Linked DNA regions of Mus musculus: region 1 is linked to region 2. A link is a contact called in ENCODE Hi-C data. All regions are on one chromosome and are shown on one strand. Each heading gives the region's core, a stretch centred on a gene start or an enhancer-like site at or near the end of the contact. The rest is flanking DNA. Distances are from core to core; before and after follow the strand shown.

Evidence for each region. Hi-C counts contacts between places; a loop is a spot of excess contacts on that map.
Region 1: a loop to region 2 is called in a map of left cerebral cortex, with 19 times the contacts of the local background. The contact joins the promoter of Sox4 here to the enhancer-like site in region 2. A Hi-C loop is called at or near these places in 9 of 37 maps with a recorded cell type or tissue (heart and left cerebral cortex).

The regions. Positions count from the first base shown.
Region 1 is chr13:28,952,391-28,958,317 of GRCm38, forward strand. It overlaps Sox4 (SRY (sex determining region Y)-box 4), which reads right to left and starts at 1,309. Exons shown (of 1, transcript NM_009238.3): 1 at 1-1,309. The coding sequence starts at 631. The region is part of intron 1 of Gm46405 (a long non-coding RNA gene); the gene reads right to left.
Region 2 is chr13:25,928,462-25,935,230 of GRCm38, forward strand. Gm11351 (predicted gene 11351) reads right to left here. Exons shown (of 4, transcript NR_045062.1): 2 at 2,299-2,503. Among named protein-coding and RNA genes, the nearest start is that of Gm11351, 34 kb to the right of the region's middle. Within about 2 kb of position 5,185, at least 1 of the 3 ENCODE cell types and tissues checked has a DNase peak (open chromatin) inside an H3K27ac peak, as active enhancers do; it is left cerebral cortex, where a contact is called at or near this core.

The DNA of each region.
Region 1 (5,927 bases), core at 59-2,558, 3.0 Mb after region 2:
ATGCAGCCGCCTTGCTGCCGCCCGCCGGGACCAGCTTAGCGTGGGGCTTGCCGACCGAGCTGCCCGCCACCTTGGGGCCACAGCTCTTCTTGGGCGCGGGCTTGGAGCTGCCGCCCGCGCCACCCCCCGCGTGGCTGCTTCCCGCGTGGCCGCTGCTGCCCGCGACCTTGTCGCCCTTCTCCCCTGGCTTGGCTGTGGCCGCCGATCCCGCGCCCGCGTTGCCCGACTTCACCTTCTTTCGCGGCCGGTACTTGTAGTCAGGGTAGTCAGCCATGTGCTTGAGGCGCAGCCGCTCCGCCTCCTGGATGAACGGAATCTTGTCGCTGTCCTTGAGCAGCTTCCAGCGTTTGCCTAGCCGCTTGGAGATCTCGGCGTTGTGCATGTCGGGCGACTGCTCCATGATCTTGCGCCGCTCGATCTGCGACCACACCATAAAGGCGTTCATGGGCCGCTTGATGTGGCCACTGGGCGTCTTGCACCAGCTGGGGTCGTCCGCCTTGCCGCCCGTCGACGCGGTGGAGCCAGGCGTCGGGGAGGACGCGATGCCCAGCTCCAGGCCGGCGCCCGAGTCCGAGCTCTCCCCGGCCAGCAGAGCCTCAGTGTTCTCCGCGTTGTTGGTCTGTTGTACCATGGCCCCGGCTTGCCGGGCGCCCACGCGCGCTCACACGCTCGCGGCGCGGTCGCCGGGCCCTGCGGGCTCCCCGGGGCGGAGACCAGGGTCCCCTGAGCGGCGCGCGGGCCAGGGGCGGCCGCCTCCCGCCGCCAACCTAGAGTCCCCGAGGCCCTCCGTCCTCCCTCACCGCTGAAGTGCTCCCTGCGGGCACCGAGGCTGGAGTCGGCCGCGGCGAGGAGTTTCTCCAAACGTTGGTAGCCGGAGTATCTTCCAAACGCAAGTTTCTCGCCGCCTCCGGGGCAAGTCTTTCCCCCACCCCTTTCCCTGAAGCAGTCGATTGCAGTTCACGAGAGCTCGCGGTAGCTCAGGAAAGCGACATCGTCTCTAGCGCCTAAGTCCCTTTCCTGCAGTGCAAAGCCAAAGCGACTCTGGCTCCGGGACTCTCTGTGGGCGGAATCGGCGCTGAGGAGTTGGTGCAATTATTTTGTTGCAAGGTAGGAAGCCAAGAAGCTTGCATGCAACAGACCGGCATGAATAAATGTATGTTTCTCCCTCCCTCCTGCAAGAAGGGGAGCTGGTTACCGGCAGAGTTCCCCCACTGCAGACTCTCTAAGAAACAGCGTGCAAGAACTGGAAACCGGGAGGGAGACGGCCCTCTTCCCCTCACTCTGTTTCTCTGGCTGCAGCTTAGAGCAGACCCCAATTCCGCCTCGCGCTTCTTTATCCTTTCTCAGACAGCCAATCAGCCGCTGTAACTAACGCTTCCTCGTGCCAAGCCCCTCCCCCGTCCTTCCCATTGGCTTGGAACCCGATGCAATAATAATCTCCGCGTGCAATGAGAAGCTCCAAATCTGACCTCATTCCAATTTACAGAGCAAACTTTTTAAAAGGGCTAGAAGTACAGCTGAGATTTCTGCTGCCTCTTTCCCCCCCACCTCCGCCTTTTGCTGGGTGCGCGCGCGTTTGCCTCTGTGTGTGTGTGTGTGTGTGTGCGCGCGCGCGCGCGCGCACGCACGCGCATGTGTGAAGAGGATGTTAATGCATGAAGTTATTAAGGGGAGAGACGGAAATGTATTCTAGCCATTATGTTAGATAACAAGGGGCTTGGAGGGGGGGTAAGGGTGAAATACTGTAAATGGAAGCTTTCTGCTTAAAAGCCGAGTGATTATTTTTATTAGTTCTTTTCAGCCCAGGAATAAAGAATCAGCCTTTGGTGCAAAATCTCTTTTCTTAGCCCCTTCTTAGAGCTAGAGATGTAAGTGGGGGGAGCCACAATAATAAATCAATGGATATTGAAAACCATTAAGAAAGTGGTACCTAGACACCTGTCATCACAATTATTTTAACAACTCTGGGTACAGAACAAACGTTGGTGTATTGTGTAAATCCCTTCAGGATGCTATCTGTGCTGTTTGTGAAAGGCAGGGTTTTTTTTTTTTTTTTCTTTCTCCCCTTTTCAGTAATTACTTACTCTTTTTGCCAAACAGAGGTTAACTAGTTATTTAATGATTTCACTTCCCCTATAAATCCTGGGTAGGCCAAACAAGATTTTCTGTGGAACGCTAAGGCAGTGGCCCATAATTACCTCAATAAGAGACTTTGTGTGATTTCTGTATAGGGCGATCATGGTGAATACAGGATGGGATTGACTTCACTTTCTAAATGTTTGTTTTCCACAATATCCAAAGGATAGATGGGTTCGCTATGTGCTCTCCTTCCCCCTCTCTTTCTTACCCATTGTCTCCCGTGTGTCTGTGCTACTTGAAGCAATTGGGCCTAAAAGACCAAGAAGAGAAAGGGGTGGCACAGGGGAGTGGGCTGCTGGACCTATCTCAAGTCCCTCTCCTGATCTTTCTTTCTGGGTCTCATTGTCCTCCTCTTCTGTGCTTTGGGAACCTTGTGAGCTTTATAGAGGGCTTGTGTTAGTGCCCGGTGAGTGTGTGATTATAAACCACGGATGTGTGTCCTGAGCCCTCTGGATTCTAACACACATTCCGAGTTCTCCCTAATGCAAATGCCACTTCTAGTAAGAGCAGCACGATGTTCGAGAGACTAAGGTGGGAGGTGGTCACCGGTGGTGAAACGTAATCGAAAGCCCCTTTGGTGGTCCCCGTTTGTTATCTCAGTACTTGGGAGGTGCCTTCAGGAAGATCAGGAGTTCAAGATCATCCGCTGATGCTTAAGAATTCCAGGACAAGCTGGGCGGTGGTGGCGCACGCCTGTAGTCCCAGCACTTGGGAGGCAGAGGCAGGCGGATTTCTGAGTTCGAGGCCAGCCTGGTCTACAAAGTGAGTTCCAGGACAGCCAGGGCTACACAGAGAAACCCTGTCTCGAAAAACCAAGGGAAAAAAAAAAAAAAAAAGAATTCCAGGACAGCTCCAGCTACCCAAGTCCTTGTCTCAAAGAGCGAACACATGCAGATAATACTTAGAATATAGAACAACTTAGTTACACAAACCACCCTTTTCCCAAGATCTGAGCATTGGGACTCTAGTGAAAACTCACCTTTAATACGATGATAAACTGATTTCCCTCAGGCTAGTAACAGAGGAGGCCAACTTAGAGCCAGCTCTTGATTGAGAGCACAGTAGTGCTGGGTGGTATATTTCCATTTACCTTGTCACACATTCAGAGTATTTAGGCTGGAAGGAGGCCGAGGGTGTCAAGAATTAGACATTTACTGGAAAGAGTACCCTATGGAGACAGCTGACTGGGTCTCTAAGATCAACTGCAGGCAAGAATGTTTTGTGGGTAAAAAGCAAGTAATTTTTTTTTTTTTTGACTATTTGCTACCCATCACAGCCCTTTTTTAATTCCCAGAGGAGGAAATCCTAAAATAGTATGCACTCCTTCAAGAAAAAAACCTCCACCAAGAAAAGTGTTTTGCAAGGCATATGTGTTTTTTTTTTTGTTTTTTTTTGTTTTTTTTTCTGATACCCACAGATGTACCTTCTTAAGATGCCATCAAAATGGCATCTGGGTTATCCTAAAAGGTCTATTGTCTACAAAATCAGTATTTTTATTATGACAAAAATAAGGAGATGTATTCCTTGTACAATCTGTATTCAACAATGTTGGATAATTTGGCAAAGATGAGTGTTGGTGTAATTGGTGGTATTTCCAGTGGTGTAAATCACCCCTCATAGTTACACTCATGCTTAATGCACATATTTAATTTAAAGAGCATATCAAAAAAGTAATTCCTGCCCTGATTTTTCTTGTTAGATGCATGTCAGAAAACCCAACAGACTTTTAAGGTGTACTGTAATAGTATATGCCATCAAAGGACAAAAGGCCTTTAAGGAAAAGGGGATAAACCATTTTAAGTTAATTTTTGTATGCGAGTCCACTGCTTGGCACTGTGCATAGATGGAGGTCAGAGGACATCTTGTGCGGCCAGTGCTCTCTTTCCACTATCCAGGTACTGGGGATTGAACTCACATTGCCAGGTTTGGCCTAGAGAGGCCTGTACCGGCTGAGCCAACTCACGAGCTGCTAAAGGTCCTCCTTGTCCCCCTGACTATGAGATGCACCCCCTGTGTCTATGTTTCTCTTAGACCTGGTAAAATATGTGTTGGTAGCATCCGTTGACCTAGTTACACCATTGTACAATGTAATCCTGTAGAGTATATACCTGACAGTTTGGAGTTATTGAAGTGTGACTGTTTTTGTTCTTAGAGCATGGAAACATGTGACAAAAGATGTGACAAATAGCTTTTGATTAAAGTACATATACACCAGAATGCACTGGACTTAATACCAAATCATGATATTAAGATTTCTGGGTCTCATTACCTAATGCCCTAAGCTTTGTAATCAGTTCTCCATCAGAGACCTCCCCGTTCCCCCCAGATACTAGCTATTTGGTGGCCCCTAGTAAGTCAGTGCTCAGTGCTCTTTCCCTCCGCTCCCCTTGTAGTTCTATGAACAGAGAGCCAGGATTGTTTTGCAAACAAGTCCTGCCTTAGAATCATCAACTAATGGTCTTTATTGGAAATGATATTAGATCTTTCACGTCTTGAATTAAGGCAGATATTTATTTTATTCCATTAAATGCAATCCATTCGACATGAGAGGGTAATAACTGCTAATGTGCTTCTCCTGCCCCTACACACCTGCACAACATAAAACCTCACATCTACAGAATGGTATGGATGGGGTATGGATGAAGGTTTACCTCGACTTCTTAATGTGTCCCGATAGCATAGAGGGAGGAAAACCTGCATGGAAATTAGTTTCACGAGTCTGGCTTGGCACTATTTTCCAAGAATCGTGCTTTGCTTTGGCTGTAGAAACTGAGTGTGTGAGCCCCTCTGGCTTTGAACATTCAGTTCAAATAAACAGAGGTGGAGGACGCCTTCTTGTTAATTTCGTTGACTGGAAGTGCTCTGGGAAACTGAATGCCATCAGCCCTGTTTTCAGGTCAACCCTTCACTGGGGCTGATTTTGCTCCCCACCCCCCAACCCCTTGCACTACTCCATTCTTGGTGCTGAGGAAGTTGTATTGAAACTGGACTAGGAAAGGGGGGCTGTATTGAAACAGTATTTTTTAGGTTTTGGTTGTGAGCCTTAGCCTTTATCAAGGGCTGAGTTATCTCTCCAGACCAGTGTGTTGAATTCTTATTCGAAAAATATTAAGCAGGATAAATGAAAGCTGTCGTTCATATTCACTGTTAGACTACACAGAGATAAGAAACATATATTTCTAATAATTTCACCACTTTCTCACCCCTCATAACCAGCAGGCTCAAGTCAGCTCTTTATACCCATGCCGTTCAACGCCAACGCATTTCCCTCTTACTCTTGAGAACAAGCAGAAAACAAGTGTGTCTGCACGGGCCACATAGATAGGAAGCATTAACTGGAGCTTCTGCCCTTTCCCCAGATAGAGGCCTGGCACACCCTTCAAGATCTGTGGAACTGGTGCGTGCAGACAGCTCCTCCCAGTCCGGGAGAGGCAGCCGCCAGGTGGCAGCGCTGAGCCTGCCTGAGCATGCAGCGACGTGGGAAAACGTGGGGGAAGATCCAACCGTCCCTTCCTGGTCTCCTGAACCAGTGAACCCCCAACACTTCTCCGGGTTTCAAGGACCGGTGGGTGTGCTGGTGAATTCTGGGCATCCCCCCATTCCCCGTAAGACAAAGTTTAGGGTAACCGATTGCTGCTCCCTGTTTGCTCGTCCGACCTCTCCAGCCCACCTCCCACCCCCCACCCCCTCAACCCCCATGGCTGGGGAAGCCGAGACGCCCCTTTCGGATCTGGTAACCTCACTCGGGAGGTCACGGGTCATCTCCCTCGGGCGGGTAGGAGCGAGAA
Region 2 (6,769 bases), core at 3,935-6,434:
GGCCCAACTGTGTCCTTGAGCATTCACATGAATAAGCCAAGTGATTTATAGAGGAAAAGCTCAACACCCCTGTTCTAGTCCTCCAATTTTCCTGTATCTAATATGCAAATTAGGTATTGATTCTCGATGAAGTTCTGAAGCAGAAATGGAAGTTCAGTAAATTCAGGACTGTTCAACATAGTGCACCTAATAAAATATCTTTTATCTGCTCAACACCCGCATAAGACCAAACCATCAAAAGGGCTAATATAAACGATAGAGGAGCTTTCCAGACCTACACCTCATGGAGGAGCTGTTGGCAGTGGATAGACAATTGCAGGTGGATGAAGAACCATTGTTTTCTGTTTCTTTGTTTTGTTTCATTTTTATTATGTTGCCACAAGAAGATTTTCCCTGTTCTGGTGGGTTGTCTTCCACATACACATGTAGGTAGCACTAATTGAACTTAGAGGGTTATACAAGAAAGGACAATTATATATATATATATATATATATATATATATATATATATATATATTTGTATAATATGGGGAGACATGGGGCATTTGAGAAGGGAAATGTGGTAGATATGATTGTATTTCATTGTATAAATACATGAAATTATTCAGAAGAAAGAAAAGTTTATTTTATTTTATTTTATTTTATTTATTTATCATCCGTTTTTTGAGACAGGGTTTCTCTGTGTAGCCCTGTCTGTCCTGGAACTCACTCTGTAGACCAGGCTGGCCTCAAACTCAGAAATCTGCCTGCCTCTGCCTACCAAGTGCTGGAATTCAAGGCATGCGCCACCACTTCTTGTTCTATTATTTTCTTTTCTTTGTTTTTACCTAGATTCTATATTCTTCCAAATGTCAGATTTTGCCTTGAGCAGGAACAAAGAGTAAAAGAAACCACCCCAGTTCTCTTAGAAAATGATTTTGGGTTGAAGGTTTGTTTTTATTTTTCTGTAAAACTGAGATTTAAAATATAAACCTGGCAAATAGGAATTTACAGGGATGCCCAGCAGTGTGTCTAGCTAGTATCAAAGTTTGCTAATGGCTGCTGGTATCCAGACACTAAAACGAGCTATCGTGTTAATCCAGAATCTATGGTTATGAGGGCTGCCACAGCAATAGGCCATGAACTAGGTGACTCAAGTCTCAAAAATTTATTGTTTCAAGGCTCTAAAGATTAGACAGGTCAAGGTGTCAGCAGACAACTGATGTTCCCCCTCTGAGGCTGGGGAGAGAAGGAAATGCCTTGCCTATTCTCCAGCTATCTGCAGAAGTCAGTATTCTCTTCTCTCTACATTGTCTTCTGTTGGCGTCTTTCAAATGAATTCCCACCTCTTTGCTTTTTCCGGTTTATTATTCCATGCCTCATTCTCCTTGAAAGTTTGAGGAAAGCTATGGTGGGCATTCAGTTCCCCTTCCCCCCTTATCTTTTATTAAGAAGACTGCCTTCATGGGAAAAGGTTAAGGAACAGACTCGCTAATATCTACAATCACTCTCTTGAGCAGAAAATCATCGAAAATGAAATCAAAATTATTTTGTCTACATTCCATTAGCTAATGTGTGTGTGTGTGTGTGTGTGTGTGTGTGTGTGTCTGTCTGTCTGTGTGTGTCTGTGTGTGTCTAGTGTGTAGACTTGTTTTTGCTTGTGTGCATGTGTGGAGACCTGAAGAGAGTCTTGTGTATCAACTCTAAGATGCCATCTTTTTATTTACTTAATTTTAGATGTGGTTCCTCACTGGTCTCAAATGCATTCCTTTGGGTAGGCCAATAATCCTGAAGGCTCTCCTGTCTCTGGCTTCCCTGTGCTTGGATTGCATGTATACAATACCATGCTTATCCACTCTCTTTCTTTTACCTTTCTTTCTTTCTTTTTCTTTTTTCTTTTTACCATGTGATCCAGCGTCAAACTCAGATAGTCATTCTTGCACGGCAAATACTTACTGACTAATTATCTTTACAGGCCCCGTAGCCTCAGCATCTTTCCTTAAGTTTATACCAGCATCCCATTCTCTCTCTACCTGGATTCAAGGGTAGGCCTGGTGAAGAACACAAGACTTGCTGGCCAGGATGGGGACTCAATGCTCTCTTTTGATTCATACCCTTGTCTTTCACTCTGATTTACTTCCAGTGAGTGCAGTGATTTACCTTTTGGGGGATTTTTTTCACTTTGTTCTTCATAAGCCCTTTGTTGGCTTTCTAGAAGTTATTGCCACTGAATTAGATTTTAATGGAGTTAATATATCAGTATGTTATTTAGCAGTTTAGCCCGCGATTAATCCTAGAGAAGTTGGGTGAATGCCTTACCAGGAGGCTGTGTGTTCTCCAATGGCTGCATTACTCATGCGGGATACAGAAGGACAAATCTAGAGCAGCAGGATAAATGAGGCCAGGTGACTGGGGAGGCAGGGCTCCAGAGTTTAGTGGCTTAGAAGGAAGGGCACCATTTTTCTCGGAGGTGAGGGTCAGTTTTCCATCCTAGGGTCTTTGATGAGGAAAGCAGACATTAATCCTACAGAAAATAAGATGAAAATGTTACTCACCTCTGAACCAGGCTTAATGATGAATCAATAGATTTGCCTTCAGATTTCCAGTTTCAGTGCCCTGAATCTAAACAATGGGCAGGTCTCTGGCTTATGTGCACCTAAGACTTACAGTTAAATTAGTTTTTTTTTCTCCCATTTTCTTACCAAATGTGAAGCAATGTAATCTCTATAACATACTCATTAGTAAGATCCAGAGCCATTAAATCCAATCCTCGGTTTTCACCCATGCTATCAAATACACATTAACCCCTCTTGCTTTTTCACTTTTCAGAGAATGGAAATAACAGTAGAAAATTCATCTGAATTTTGCTCACAAACACAGAGAGCTACAATGTTCTGAGGAATCTACAGATAATAATGAACATTTTTTGTCTTCCTGACTTCTCATGTGTATTCTGTGTGCATATGCACACATGCATGTGTGCACGCACGCACATACACACACACACACACACACACACACACACACAGAGAGAGAGAGAGAGAGAGAGAGAGAGAGAGAAAGAGAGGTGTACAGGTGTATTCAACTGTGTGGAGGCTCCAGAGTTAATATCTGACGTCTTCCTCACTCTCCTTTGCATTCACTGAGTGGGTCTCTTGTTGAGCCCAGAGCTTACAGATTGTGCTGCTTGGTTACCTAGATGGTCTCTAGCACTCTGACTCCACCTCCCCTCCAACCCCCCAGATTGCTGGGAATCTAAGTGTCATCCTGCCTGCCTGCCTTTCAAGTGTGTTTGAGGATCCAACTCTGCTTTCCATACCTGCTTTTTATGGTAGGCACTTTGGCCACTAAGCCATGTCCTTGGCTGTCATGTATACTTTTCCATCTACAGGTTCCCTAAAATGTTGGAGCTCCTGCCCTTCTTACTGTGATGTCATCACTTTCTTTTCCACCATGGATATAGTAAGTGGCACATTTGTCCTATAATGGTACCTTTGTGAGACAGACAGAGCTAATTTTTCATTCTAGATACCTGAAGCTACAGGCTACATTGAAAACAGGGAAAAAAAAAAAAGCCAGCAGTTCTAGGTTATGCTGACACAGGTAATGACTTAAAATTCCTCTGAGCTTAGATTTTTTTTTTTGTGCTTATGAGTCTCTAAATTAGCTTTCATTATCTCAGCAGGTCTCTGCCTTTTGAGTTTTGAAGCCATCGTTTATGAATATAGCCAGAGCACTGAAGTTGTTTGCTTTTAAGGTAACAAACCCCTGCTGGATGGGAAGGTGTGAGGTATTAGGGTTAGTGAGAATTGCAGTCAGTGGATATAGCATTGCTCTGAGGTGAATTAAAGAAGTCGAGCTTGATTTGATTTCAGCTGCAGTGTCTTTAGCCGGTACCAGAATGAATCCATGCCAGAACTGGCAGGGACTTTGAAGTGAGAGAATCCCTGTGGATTTTGTATAATCGCACCACACGAAGGAGGGAATATATGAAACACCTGTGAGATGCCACCCTGCCTCTGGTCCTGTGAAGAGGTTTAATGTTTAGACTCTCACACAGTGAGTCTCAGCCTAGTGGAATTTCTATCAGCAACAGAGAAAGTAGGCTCATGAGCAGCAAATACTATTTGCATCACTTAGAACCACAGACTTGAAAAGGACTAAGAAGTCATCAAAACTGCCTGCCCTGCTCTTGGAAAGAAGGCCTTCCTTGCAGAAGGCAGAGGACACTTGGCTATCTGGACCCAATTCAAAGGTTACAGGCATCTGCATAAATCATTACCCCTGCTTACCAACATCTGCAGCTAGTACACAAATTCTCAGAAATAACATGCCTTTAGACCTGGCTGGGGTTCTTCCAGTTTTTGCTGGAAGAAATAGGGTGCTTCATATTGTTCAGCCATATACTCAAAGCTCTATGGCAAAAGAGTTCATTACATGGTGAAAGACACTAGCTTGGAGAGTATTTCTTGGAGGAAGTGCTCTCATCCCTGACTCTATCCTCTGCAAACTCGAATTGTATTGTCTCAAAGACACTCTCATCCCCTCTGGACAGCCAGTCTGCACACTAGATGGCAGTAATAGCCCAGTTTCAGAGTCCCTTTTTGTCTTCCCCTCCCCCTTTCTCTTCTGGCATAATCTTTTCTTGTCCATAGCAATAGAGAATAAAAGATGCAAATAAAATCCCTTTATTTTGTACAAGGCTCATTCAGAAAAGCTGATATACAATTAAAATGATCAGGAAATAAATATTTTAAACAATATTGAAAACTTCAGGCATGGTGGGTTTTTCTTGGTGGTAGAGGAAGGTCTCTGATTCATTTCTTTGTTTGTTATTCTTTTTCAGGCATAGTTTAATTACCAAAAGAGGCTTGTTGAGGCCCAAGGTCTAAGCTTAAATGAGATGATAAAAATGTATTTTGGAGATTTTGGAGGGAGTAGGAGGCAGGAGGAATCCAGCCAGGCCAGTTTTTTTTTTCTCAAATCCCGTGCTTTGCTAGCAGATTGACTCTGTGCTTTATACAACATTAATCTGGATTTCCTAGACATTCAACAGTCAGATGCATGCTCAGAGCCGCATTAAGTATTGCTCATTAACAGTAAGTAAGATACTGGAAACAGAACTATAAACCAAACGAAAGTCTCCTGACATGAGTAGGCCCCTTTGGACTGTTTGTGTAAAATTTAAATCTGTATTGGTGAGCTAGAAAGAGACAGATTCTGTGTCCGTGAAATGTTCTCAGGCCTCTAGAATGTCCTATCTGAGGTCTACTTGCAAAAGAAGGCTCCACTCTTACTGGTGATAATTCATGCTGTTACCAAAGCAGTAAAAACACAAAATGCATATACTGAAACAAATGTGTCACTCTTAAATTGAATGTTGCAGCCACGGCCTTTCCCTACTCCTAAGCACAGCTCCAGCTTCCTGTTGGAATGCACAGGCCCACACTATGCTCCCATTTCCAGCAAATTCTGCAATCATCTCTTAAAGGTTGCCACAGAGAAAACCTAAGCAGCATCCTAAAGAACAACTCAAAGCCACGGGCAGATATGAATTTTTTACTTGGCCCACATGTGAAAATGATTAATGCATTATTTATAGATACTGCCTTTCCAGGGAGCTCAAGGTCATCTGTGGACTCCCAGACAAAGGGTCAAGTCTTGAGAAGCTGGCCTAATAATCGGTGCTGACAGTTTCTTGGACATATTGCAGTGCTTTAAGTAGATGTATTTTCCTACTTGGAAAGAACTGTGAAACCTTTTTTTTTCTTTTTATTCCTTTTAAATTAGTTAGCTACTCACTTATCTGACTTGATTACAACTCATTAACTTTGATCAGAAGGAGGGCATGGGCAGGAGTGTTGCTATGGCCACCTTCTGTCTTCCTCGAGCCTCTGCATCATTCTACTCTGAGAAACATTACAACTAGCCTTTCCATGTAACAAATGTACCTCACTTGCCTTATCCTGTGTCATTGATGCTTCCAGACCTTCTAGGGCTCAGAAAAGAAAACTCAGCGGTAGCACTGTGAAGCAAAGACCAGACTTTTAGATCATTCATTCAAGAACACAAATGGGAAATCAATTCAATATATGATATTATACTTACCTACAGCAGACAGGAACCAATATAGATGACAACTTAAAGGCATGGGATTTGGTATAATATCATATATTGAATTGAAGGACAATCTTTGAAATGATATGTATAACTTTATCATATAGAGAATATGGACCAGTTTTACCGAACAATCATGGGGCATACTATTGAGGTGCCAATTTCTAGTATTTAATGGGTAATGCAATGTGAAAGGACATAGGGAAGATTTGGCCGCTCTAATGCAGGAAGTAAGAAGTACATTCCAGAAAATGTGAGCTGCTTGCTTAGGTAAATATTCAAGTAAGTATTATACAAAGTAGATGGATTTCTAGGCTCAGCATGCACCAGCAATTCTAAATAGCTTTCTCCCTCAATTCTCCTGTAGTATTGTCTAAAGAGGAAAGGCTGCAATGGTCCCATCCTATCTCAAGGCTTGTATTACTACCTAGCTTCAGACATTATAAATCATAACAAAACAAAAGCGCTACAATTAATTATTCTGCTACTATAATTGCTCCCAGAGGCAGAGTCCTGTACTTTTCAGTTTTCACTTAGAGATTTTGTGATTTTCGCTCATTGATTATTGAAAATTGTGTTGCCTTGAATGCATCCACAATGAACTATTCTATATTAATTGGCTTTAATTAAAATTTTGACACAACAATTTCTTCAATTAGTCTCCACATATCAC